Linked DNA regions of Mus musculus: region 2 is linked to region 1. The links are chromatin contacts, found by Hi-C or POLR2A ChIA-PET in ENCODE. All regions are on one chromosome and are shown on one strand. Each heading gives the region's core, a stretch centred on a gene start or an enhancer-like site at or near the end of the contact. The rest is flanking DNA. Distances are from core to core; before and after follow the strand shown.

Evidence for each region. A loop is a pair of places that touch in the nucleus more often than their neighbours do. ChIA-PET counts read pairs that join two places held with the same protein, here RNA polymerase II (POLR2A).
Region 2: a map of T-helper 17 cell shows a loop between it and region 1 (1.8-fold over the local background). The contact joins the enhancer-like site here to the promoter of 1700072O05Rik in region 1. A Hi-C loop is called at or near these places in 2 of 37 maps with a recorded cell type or tissue (T-helper 17 cell and heart). POLR2A ChIA-PET finds 5 or more read pairs at or near these places in 1 of 5 experiments (embryonic stem cell).

Annotation. Positions count from the first base shown.
Region 1 is chr6:120,552,700-120,558,403 of GRCm38, forward strand. 1700072O05Rik (RIKEN cDNA 1700072O05 gene) reads left to right here and starts at 2,097. Exons shown (of 4, transcript NR_045733.1): 1 at 2,097-2,261.
Region 2 is chr6:120,641,692-120,647,395 of GRCm38, forward strand. No RefSeq gene overlaps it. Among named protein-coding and RNA genes, the nearest start is that of Cecr2, 22 kb to the right of the region's middle. Within about 2 kb of position 2,805, at least 1 of the 3 ENCODE cell types and tissues checked has a DNase peak (open chromatin) inside an H3K27ac peak, as active enhancers do; it is heart, where a contact is called at or near this core.

The DNA.
Region 1 (5,704 bases), core at 847-3,346:
CCTGGCCAACAAAGCAAGTTCTAGGTAGGACAGCCAGGGCTATATAGAGAGACTTTCTTAAATGGAGACTCCAAGATAGACAGACAGATAGATAGATAGATAAATAGATAGACAGACAGATAGATAGATAGATAGATAGATAGATAGACAGATAGACAGATAGATAGATAGATAGATAGACAGACAGATAGATAGATAGACAGATAGACAGATAGATAGATAGATATGGGTATTTGTTTATATTTTTAAAATATATACTCAAATATATATCTTAAAATACATAGTGAATAAAAAGTGTTCTGACTTTCTGTTTATTAATGAATTCTTTTCTGGGCTACTTTGGAGCTAGTTTTAGCACATGAACTGTGATGCCATCATAAATGCTGAACTCAAGAAAATCTCTTCCAAGAGTCAGTCAACAGGCGTGCATCCTTCTTCCGGCCCTCAGTGCTGGGTTACATCCACGCACTGTCACACCTGGCTTATGCCCTGCTGGGGATCCCACTCAGGGCTGCGTGTGGCCCAGGCAGGCAGTCTTCTCACTGAGCTACATCCCCAGCTCTGCTCTCACGGGACTTTAAAAGTTATTTGTAACGTTTATTGTGACAAATGCAATGTTATTTGTCAGTTAATGCACACAGAAGATCCCTGAAGGAAATTACTTCCAATTTGCAAGAGACTGTTGCCCTGCTTCTGAGGTCAGAGTCTTGTAAGGGTCTGTGATTCACAAAAGTAAACACAAAGAGCATTTTATTCTGCAGAGGTCCAGCATGCTGGGGTGTCCCATTACCAAGATAGAAAGAGAGACACAAGTGAGCTCACAGGTCTGATTTAAAGCACACTATGGAATTCCAGGGTAGGCTAGGCTACAGCTATAAGTCGGGTCCATCTCTACAGACATTCTATTCTTGGGTGTCGGGGGCTGGAAACTTGCTGGGGGCTGGGGAGGGGGGATGTCTGGAAACTGCTGCTGAGGACATAGCTGAGGAAGTCTGGATTTCTGTGACTGTGGATTTGAACTCAGGTCCTCAGTTTATGTGGTGAATGTCTTGCACACTGAGCCACCTCCTCAGCCCTGAGAGAAGGGCGGTAAGCCATCGTTGAGTAGAAATTTCCTCCCCGAAGGATTGCATCCTGGACGGATGTGCATTAAAAACTCAGAAAGTAAATTAAGTAGGAAGTACAGAGCTCAGAAGTGAATATTATATAATTCACAATGGCCTTCTGCAAGGTTATCTAAGCAGTGATAGCTGCCGAGAAGAATCTCCAACCCCAGAACTCAGGTCTGTGATTCATGAGTTGTTGGCCACACTATGTGCTCCATGGAACACACTCAGACCACCAGGCTTGCACAGTGTGTTCTTTAACCACTGGTCCAGATCACCAGCGTGCTGGATTTTTGTTGGTTTTATTTATTTGCTTATTTATTTATAAACAAGATCTCGTTCTGCAGGCCAGGTTGGCCTGAAATTCACTGTGGTACAAGCTGGCCTTCAACTGACAGGCAGTCCTCCTGCCTCAGCCTCCTGGAGGCTCGGATTACCCACTGTCAGGCATGATTTTTAAATTGTTTCTTAAGTTCTGTCTGAACTCTTACTTGATTACTTATTTTTAGGTGTGTAGACATAGGTTCATGTGTATACATGTAGGTGTGCTGAGCCTGGCATTCGTGTGGAGGTCAGAAGACAACCTAGGGTGTTGCCTTTGCCTTCTCATCTTGCCTTGCCCTTTGCCCTGCAACAGAAGGTGGTCATCCCTGTATTTGTCCCTCCACCCCCTGGAACAAGAGTAAAAGAAGCAATGAAGAGAAGCGAAGGAGCAGAGCTGAGGCGTCTGAGCTCGGCTGGGCATACGACAGAGGATCCATAACAGACCTCTCCTGGGAGCTGCAACATTTCCCTCTGCTGAGGAGGCTGTGTGTGCCTGGGTTGCCATGTCTCAGGATGCTCCTTCCACTGAGACACCGTGCTCCCTGCTGCCATGTTGGTGACAGCAAGAGCTTTATGTTTGTGCTGTCACGCACGCTACTCACATCCCTCCCCTTTGTGACTCACTCACCTGATTCTCCCAGTCTCTAAGCCTAGAATCCAGAGCGCAGGCAGGGGACCTCCTGGAAAGGGTGAGAAAACTGACTTCCACCTGCTGCAGTTTTGGGTCTGTGCGTCACCATAACCCTCAAGCTAAAACACCGGACCCGGCCAGCTGGGGAAAAAGCATCTAGCATGGCTCTGATCCTCATACTCAGAGCACATGATGCTGAGGTGAACACAACCAATCCCCTTTTGCCCTTGGTGCTGGGCCTGTGGGATCTAGTTTTGCTCTCCGGAGTCTGTGCTTTGCCAGGGCCACGGTCTTGGAGTGACAGGCAAGCGACAGGATTACTCGAAATTACTCTCTGCATTACTCGAAAGCTCCTGGACTACAGTTGCTCCGGAGCATAGGCTGGCAGAGGTCTCCCCTGTCCTCCTGCTGCTCTGAAGTGTACTACCCTTCTCTCAAGAAAAGCGTCTGGAGCCAGGCAAGGGTGGGGCACACCCTCATTCCCAGTACTAGAGGCTGAGGCAGGTAATGCTCTGTGAGTTTAGGGCTATCCTGATCTACAGAATGAGTTGCAGGATGGCCAGGGCTACACAGTGAAACCATCTGGTTGAAATTCCCCTTTCTGGCTTTTTTTTTTTTTTTTTTTTTCAGGAAAAAAAAAGTTGCTTTTTTGGGTCATAGTTTTTTATCACAGTAACATAAAGAAACTAGTGCACATCCTGACCCATGTCTGCTTTGTCACCTCCCTCAGGAGACAGATAAGTTTCCCTCAATGTCCTGCTCTGATCAAGAGCAATGGAGGGGGGAGGAGGGAGACATTGCATGGTGACAATAGGTCATTTTATTCTATGCTTTCCCCCAAGAATAGAAGCCCAACAGGCTGTTCCATGATATACATACTCAGCCCAGTCTTTAGGCATGGCTCAATGGAGTCACTGTACAGAAACATACAGCTTAAACTACTTAATAAAAAAAAATAACTGCAGGCATCTTGATTATAGAGACAATAGGAAGTATGGGCCAACGTAGACAGAACAATCAGATAGGGTGCATGGTATAGAAAACACAGAATTACCTTTACCTACTACTCCAGGACTTGGGCATGGAGTCTCAGGAGTAGGAACGCTAGTCTAAAGGAGACTGGAAAAAGTGGGTCCTTTGTAAGACAAAGATTTAAGTATCAAACATAAGTGCAACAGCGGAGTCAATCGAAGCTTTACTGTTTGGGACTGAGAGGGAACACTGAGGCAGAATGTCCTTTTGGATAAGAGACATGTGGGATTATTAATGCTGTGGGTAAAGAGACAACGGCATAACAAAGTCTTTGAAGACAGTTCAGGCTCACATGGCCAAGCAGAAAGGGCTGTCTCACAGGTTTTCAAAGATCGGGGGAGGTCCCATGCCAGGAGGTAGACAAGTTGTCCAGACTACAAGCTTGTAATCAGGTTGTCTCTCTGACTCTAAGGCAGCACTGGGACTGGGATGTGGTGTGGTGGGGGGAGGGACAGTTCTTGAACTCCTGAGAGGAATGTGAAGAACACCAACTGGGAAGACTCATTTAATTAACTTAACGGACGGACCGGACGTTATGTGGGATGTGTTCTGATAACCTCTAACAGTATGGAGTTATCAGCCTGGGGCCTGTATGCAGAATCAACTGTGAGGGTGCAGAGAGATGCAGCTGCAGATGGGTGTGACCTGCCTGCCTGGTCTGAATTCTAACCCTTGTGAGGAATGAAGAGAACAGGGTGTGGGGGGGGGTGGGGGCAGTTAGTAAGAATGGGGAGAGGCCACAGAGGTGAGAACAGGCATTTCTTTAAGGGATCCATCCTTCCTGATGGCTCAGTAGGGCTAGAGAAGAGGAAAGCATGAGGGAAGGTTGTCACTGAAGTTGGCTGCTATGGAAAGGTGGTGGTTGTGTGAAGGAAATAAACTGAACGGGAACGAGTAAGGTGTTGCAGTAAATCCCCACCCCAATAACCCCATGAAAAGAACACACGATTCAGTTGTAATATTTATAAGCTTCACGCCTAGATTGGGCAGATCTACCACTGCAGTACCGTATTCCCCAGCTACGAGATCCCTTGTTACATGACGCTTCTCCAGGCCACGTGATTCTGCACCATCTTCCTTCCACTCCTCTTCCTCTGCCTTCCTCTGTCTCCTCCATCTCCTCATCTCCCTCTCTAAAACCTCCACCCCCACCTTTCCTTTCCACTGCCCAATCACAAGCTCTAGCCTTTATTTGACCAGTTAAAATGGGGAGAAGGTTCACATGAAGTCACCAGATAGATAGATAGATAGATAGATAGATAGATAGATAGATAGATGTACGTATGTATATAGTCACAGAGAACCCCGAACTCAGAGGAAAAAGATAAATGATCTATAAACACTGATTCTTTCTTTCTTCAGATGGCCAACAACCCACCTTCTGCATCCCCTCCTCTCAAGTATTTTCCAGGATACTGGGGCTTCTTTGGTCTTCAGATCTTTTTTTTTTTTTTTTTTTTTTAAAGATTTATTTATTTATTATATGTAAGTACACTGTAGTTGTCTTCAGATACACCAGAAGAGGGCACCAGATCTCATTACGGGTGGTTGTGAGCCACCATGTGGTTGCTGGGATTTGAACTTCAGACCTTCGGAAGAGCAGTCGGGTGCCCTTACCCACTGAGCCATCTCACCAGCCCCTGGTCTTCAGATCTTGAAGGGAATATGCTTAGTATTTTTCTATACCAGCTTGGCATGGCTACAAGCTGAAAAGAGAGACCTGTTCCCAAAGGAAGTATTCTAAGACTACCCAGGGTAGATCTGTTCTGTCAGAGGCCCAAAGCAGCTAAGGACAGGCCTTTTCCCTTATGGGATGACCCTAAACTTTCTCAGAGTAAAAAGTTGACACAGCTCTACCAACTGTAGTGGTCAACAAAAGTAAGCCCCAGCTATGGAGAACCAGACTTCTATAGATAAAGGGGCAGAGGCCCTTCTGCCACCCTCCCCTGTAAAACCCCATTCACTTTATCCAATTGTTTCCTAGTTGCTTATTCCTTTACTTGTCCCCAGATCAACTGCACTCCCTCTGCAGGAGATGGAGTGGAGAATCTTGCTCCATCTAAACACTGGTTCCTTTTTCCCTAACAAGATCTAATGCAGCTAAGGGAAGAACTAAGATGTTTTCACAGGACTCTGAGTGGGATTGAGGCATTTCATCGCTTAACCAAGGTATTGATTTAACCCAGAAAGATATAATGCTGATTCTTTTTTTTTTTTAAATCAGACTTTTCCTGGGTCAAAGAGGCAGGCAGACTTATAGGAGACTGGCATCTTTGGGGATGAACATATTATATTATGTAGCTTGTCACATGAGCTGAATGGATTCCAACGGGGAAGCTTTCCCACTGGGTCTGAGGCCAGCAAGCATAGGGAATATCTTAGCAACCTGAGGCTATCCTTGGCTTGAGCTCTGCACATACCAACTCCTAACAGTGCACTTAGCAACCAACCAGGGTCCCCATCTACATCAGGCTGAAGGGTGTACCTGCTTTAAACAATGGAAATACGTTACTCTTCTTAGTAACCCTAGATAATGTCCTGTTTCTATTCAAACACATCCTGGAACACATCTAGGAACAATGGACCATGGGCATAGATACAGCTTGAACCA
Region 2 (5,704 bases), core at 1,555-4,054, 90 kb after region 1:
AAAGACCCACCAAGGACCAACAAGTTGGCTTAGTGGATACAGATGCTTGCCTGAGTTCAAGCCCTAAAACGCACATTAGGTCCAAAGGAGAAAAATGACTCCACGAAGTTTGGATATGGCTTCCAAGTGAACGTGGGCCCACCAATACAAGATGAAGGCTCTGAGAGAGCCACAGAGACAAAATTAGGCTTTGTGTGTCTGTGGTTTCTGCTTTCATTGGATCTCCTATCTAATTTTGTTAACAGTTCCCCCGACGTCATTCTTGAGTCATACTTAATAAACAAGGCGGGATCGCTACCAAGAAAGGCGGAAGAATGCAGCCAGTTCACCTGCCTAAGACTACGATGTTTTGCAACTGGACTCCCTCAGGGAGAAGTGGAGGATGACTAAATGATGACTTTATGCCCAACCGCCTCTCCAAAGCAGGATGACAGCAACTCTAAGAGCTGGGAGCTGCGAGTAGACCAGCGTGGTACGTTGCTGTAACTACGGAGGGCAGCCTGGGCTGGCAAAGGGTGAAAGGCTGTGGACAAACAACTTGTACCATTGACTCAGCTCCCTGTGGTGGGCACAAGCCCAAAGGGTAACCAGCCTTGACTTGTTCCTTGTCTTTGAAGGATAACCAAGCTTCTCTGGCCATACTGAAACACCCAGGCAGCTTCTGTAAAGAATGCCAATTCTGGGTACTACAGATGCACAGAGATGCCAGGCAATACACAGGGTTATCTAACCAGTGTATACGTCTTCTGCTCACATTTTAAATGAATGAACTTATTTATTTAGATTTTTTTTTTCAAGACAGGGTTTCTCTGTGTAGCCCTGGCTGTCCTGGAACTTGTTTTGTAGACAAGGCTGGCCTCCAGCTCAGAGATCTATCTGCCCTGCCTCCTAAGTGCTGGGATTAAGGTAAGGTGTGCTCCCCCACTGACAGATTTTGTTTGTTTTTAAAGACTGAATAAGTATAAGTATACTGTGTGTGTGTGTGTGTGTGTGTGTGTGTGTGTGTGTGTGTGTGTGTGTGTGAGAGAGAGAGAGAGAGAGAGAGAGAGAGAGAGAGAGAGAGAGAGAGAGAGAGAGACTCTAGAAGAACCGGAGTTACAGATGGTTGTGAGCTGCCATGAGGTTGCTAGGATTGAACTGTGAACCTCTGGAAGAGCACAGCTCTTAACTGCTGAGCCCAGGTTGGTTTAGTTTCTTAGACAAGGCCTTACTATAGAGCTCTGACTATCATAAAACTCATGATATAGACCAGGCAGTCCTTGAACTTATAAACTGCTTCTGCTTCTAGAGTGTTGGGATTAAAGCCATCCAAGCCACCAGAGCTAGCCAAGGTAGATAAGCCTGAGTGTTTGAAAAAGTCAGATTTATAGCCTTAGGCAGGGCTGCACATAACTGACATAAGTTCCAGGAGTTCAAGGTCATCGTACTGGGCTATATGAGACTTTGCCTCAAAAATAAATAAGCCGGGCAAGGTGGCACATAGCTTTAATCCCAGCCCTGGCAGGCAGCAGCAGTAGAATCTCCAGGTTTGAGGACAGCCTGGTCTACATAGTGAGTTTCAGGACAACTAGGCCTACACAGAAAAACTTTGGTCTCAAAAAACTAAAATTAATTAATTAATTGATAATTATTAAATATTAAATGACAATTAAAGCAGGTGCTAGAAAGTGGCTCGATGATGAAGGCCCTGGCAGAGGACCCAAGTTCACTTCCTGGCACTCACATCAGCCAGGCCACCACCATTTACAGCTCCAGGTTGGGGATCTGACACCTTTGGTCTCCAAGGGCACCAGGCCTCATGAACACTTATTTCCAGGCAGATACACAGGAGTTAAAAACAAAGGCTTTGTTGGTTTGTCTGTTTGTTTTAAAGAAAGAAAGGGAAAGAATAGGAAGCTTTAGAAAAACAACATTGAATGACTTGGGAGTGCTGTAGACTTCAGCTAGGCCCTAAACAGGGCAGGCAAGGGTCCGACGACTTAGCTATACGCTCTAGTCTCCATATCAAATGTTATCAATATAAAACTTAGTTACCTATGAAAATCAGAGAAGTAGCCTTTTTAAAATTATTTTTAAATGTAAACTAGGCATCTTAGTCCTGTGAGTCTTATCAACATAAAACTTAGATAACTATAAAAATCAAAGTAGCCAGTTTTTTGTTTTGTTTTGTTTTTTTTAATGAGAGACATCTTTGTCCTTTGGAGTCTGAGGCAGGAAATTGCCTCCCTGAGTCGCCGGGGACCTCAGGCTGTCAGAAGAGGGCTTAGGGTTCTCTGGAACTGGAGTTACAGATGATCAACCACGCGCAACGTGGGAACCAAAATCTAGGTTCTCAGAGCATTAAATGCTCTTAGCTGCTGAGCCGGCTCTTCTGTTTCTGTAGCTACTGAGACAGGATTGTATTATGTTAACTGGCCTCAAACTCAAAATCCTCCTGCCTCAGCTTCTGAGTGCTACCTACGTCATGACTGTTTTTAAGATAGTATGAACTCCCAAATTCCATTTCCTTATTCAAATAAATTAATAAAACGGGGCTCCGCTCTAGGCCCCTGTGCTGAGGGAATGAATAACTCAATGGGTCTGACATTATTAGTGGAGTGGATCTTCAGATGGCTTCTGTTCCCCAAGGATGCGGGAGGCGGCAGCCCTTGGTGAGGTCACAGAAGCATCCCGGGGTGTTGGGAGCTCCCTTAATTAGCACACCTGAGAGCTAGGTCACTCTGTGTTGACTAGCTGCAGCCAGGCCTCTAGGCTCCTCTCCATGCGCTGGCCCAAGTGTGGAAAAACACCAGGGCTTCCTTTTTCTCCTGAACACGGTGGGGAGCGGTGAGAATTTACTAGAACTCTCCTGAAGAACACTGATGGAAAACAAACACGGGAAACTCCACACGGCAAAGCCCAGCATGCGACCCAGCTTCCTCTGCGCCCTCCCAGGAAGTAGGCCTTCACAATAGACGCTGAGCCGGGCTAGGGGTGGCCTGTGCCCTGTGAGGGGGGTGAGGTAGGGGCCTTGCACGGATGCATCCAAGAACACCCAGAGTCTTGAAAAGACTTATGGCGCTTTTTGTTCACCTCCTCCGACACCTAAATATCCTCCAGTCTCCCCCTTATCCAGAGGAAAAGACATTTTTCTCCTCCTTCGTGTTTTACGTGAAAATTTCCGCGTTTGCCTTAGCTCTGTTCTAATTCCAGTTCTTGAATTCTGGAACTCCGCCATTATGCAACCACTCCCACTGGGTGGCTGTTCTCTAGGGACCAGAATGTAGGTTTTATCCTGTGGTTTTTGGACCCCATTAAAAACAAAACATCTGTTGAAATATATCTAGCCGTGAAAGAAAACGAAGGGTTTTTAGCAGGGTGGTGGTGGAGCGTGACTGTAATCCTGGGACTGGGAGGTAGAGGCAGTTGGATCTCTGAGCTTGTGGTTCAGTTTCCAGTACCACATCAGGTGACTCACAACCGCCTTTGACTCCAGCTCCAGGACATCTGATGCCCTCTGGCTCCACAGGCACGGAATTCATGCACACATAGCCACATACAGATACATACACATCATTTAAAATTATAATAAAAATAAATCTAAGAAAGGACCTCCCAGGGTCTAATCTTTCTGACTTCAACCCGTGAGAACTTCCTTTGGATTCTTCAGAACTGGGCAATTTTCTAAAACTATGAATTAGTTTAGCTGCTGATAATGTACTATTCATCTCACAAAGCTAGAAAAAAAAAGAGTTTGGACACATCTATCATCAAGGAATGATAAACGTTTGAGGATATAGATGTTTTAATTAAAATATTTGCACAATAAGTGTGAAGAGGAGAAAGAAGAGGAGGAGGAAGGATCGGAGGGGGGAGAGGCAGTGGGCAGGGGGCTGGTCTAGCAGGTGAAGGCACTCACAGGCAAGCAAGCTGGATTCCCAGGTCCAACGCAGTGCAAGGAAAACTCCCAACTCCTGCACGTCGTCCTCTGACCCCCACACCCATGCTGTGGTGAGTGTGAGTGTGCACACACACAGACACATACACAATAGTGGTAAAAAAAAAACACAGAAATGCTACATAAAACACACACATGTATCATTGGGTACTCTGTGAATCTGTATGATTTTATGACTTGGTTAAGTATAATTAAATTTATTTTAGTTATTGTTTTTGAAACAAACTCTTACTATATACCCATGTTGCCTTGGCTGGCCTAGAACTCACAGAGACCCACCAGCCTCTGCCTCCCAAGCCCTGAGATCAAAGGAGTGTGTCGCAATGCCCAGTCTGTTTAGATCCAGTTTACAAAAACATGTTTAAAAATAAAAAATAAAAAAACATGTGAGATGTGTGTGTGTGTGTGTGTGTGTGTGTGTGCGCGCGCGCGCACGCGCTTTTGATATCCCAGCTCTGGTGAGGTAGAGCCAAGAGGAACCAGGGTTCAAGGATAGCCTAAGCTCCATTTGATTCTGTCTTAAAAGAATAAAACCATGAGGTTGAGGAGATAATTTAGCTGGTAGATAATTTAGCCAATGAGGGCAGGGGGCTCTGTGTGCATGTATCCAGCATCCACACATAAAGCCAGGTGTGGTGGCACAGCTCTGGATGCCCAGCATAAGGGGATGGAGACAGCAGGATCCCTGGGACTTGGGAGCCAGGCAGTCCAGCCGATGGTAAGTCCAAGTTCAATGAGAGCGCCTGTCTAGTGGGGATAAGGTGGAAAAGTGAGGGGGCTGGAGAGATGACAGAGCAGGGAAGAGCACTCGCTGCTCTTGGAGAGGACCTGGGTTTTATGTACACATGATGCTCTAAAGTAACAATAAAAAAAACTAGACCCCCCCCCCATCACATAAATGACTGCTGTTGTGTTGTTTTCAATACTGAGGATCAAATCCATGAATCCGTGGTCTTATGTATCCTAAGCATGGCCTGTTACTGTTCTACATCTTCAGATCCCCCCCCCCAATCAGTTTACAGCATTCTCTTGCATAGAAATTAAATTCGGTGGCTCCCTGAGATGTTTCAAGGGCAAAGCTGTAGCTCTGAACTGGACAGCAAAGGCCCCCAATATGCCTATCTCTTCCACTGCAACCAACAGAAATATGCCTGATCCCGCATTCTAAACTCCCTGGCTATTTTATATATTGCACCTCTTTGCTTTTGCCCCATGTCCAGTAGGCACAGTGTCCTTCAAGATCTAGTGGGGTACTGGCTGGCTGGCTGGCTGGCAAGTTCAGTGTGGACAGCCTTCAGTATGCTCTTAGTACACCATGCCTATATGGAGACGCTAATCCCTGACTTAGTGCTTGCTTCTTTGCTAGGCTTTAATTGCAGCAGTACATGAGCTCTGTTTTACTGAACTCTATAACTCTAATTTAGAGCTAAATACTCTGAGAAGTATAGAAAAAAAGCCTTAGGCCGGGCAGTAGTGACGCATACCTTTAATCCTACTTGGGAGACAGAGGCAAATGGATCTCTGAGTTTGAGGCCAATCTGTTTTATAGAATGAGTTCCAAGACATCTAAGGCCACACAGAGAAACCTTGTCCTGAAAAACAAATAAACAAAAAAGCTTGAATGCTTGGTTTTAGTTTTTGTTTGGCTTGGTTTCCCCATGGCTCAGCACTGCTTTTGGTGCTAGAACCACAATAATGAACAATTCCAGGGTGGGGTTTGGATGTCAGTGATAGAACACTGAAGTGTGTAAGGCCTGGTGCTCAGTC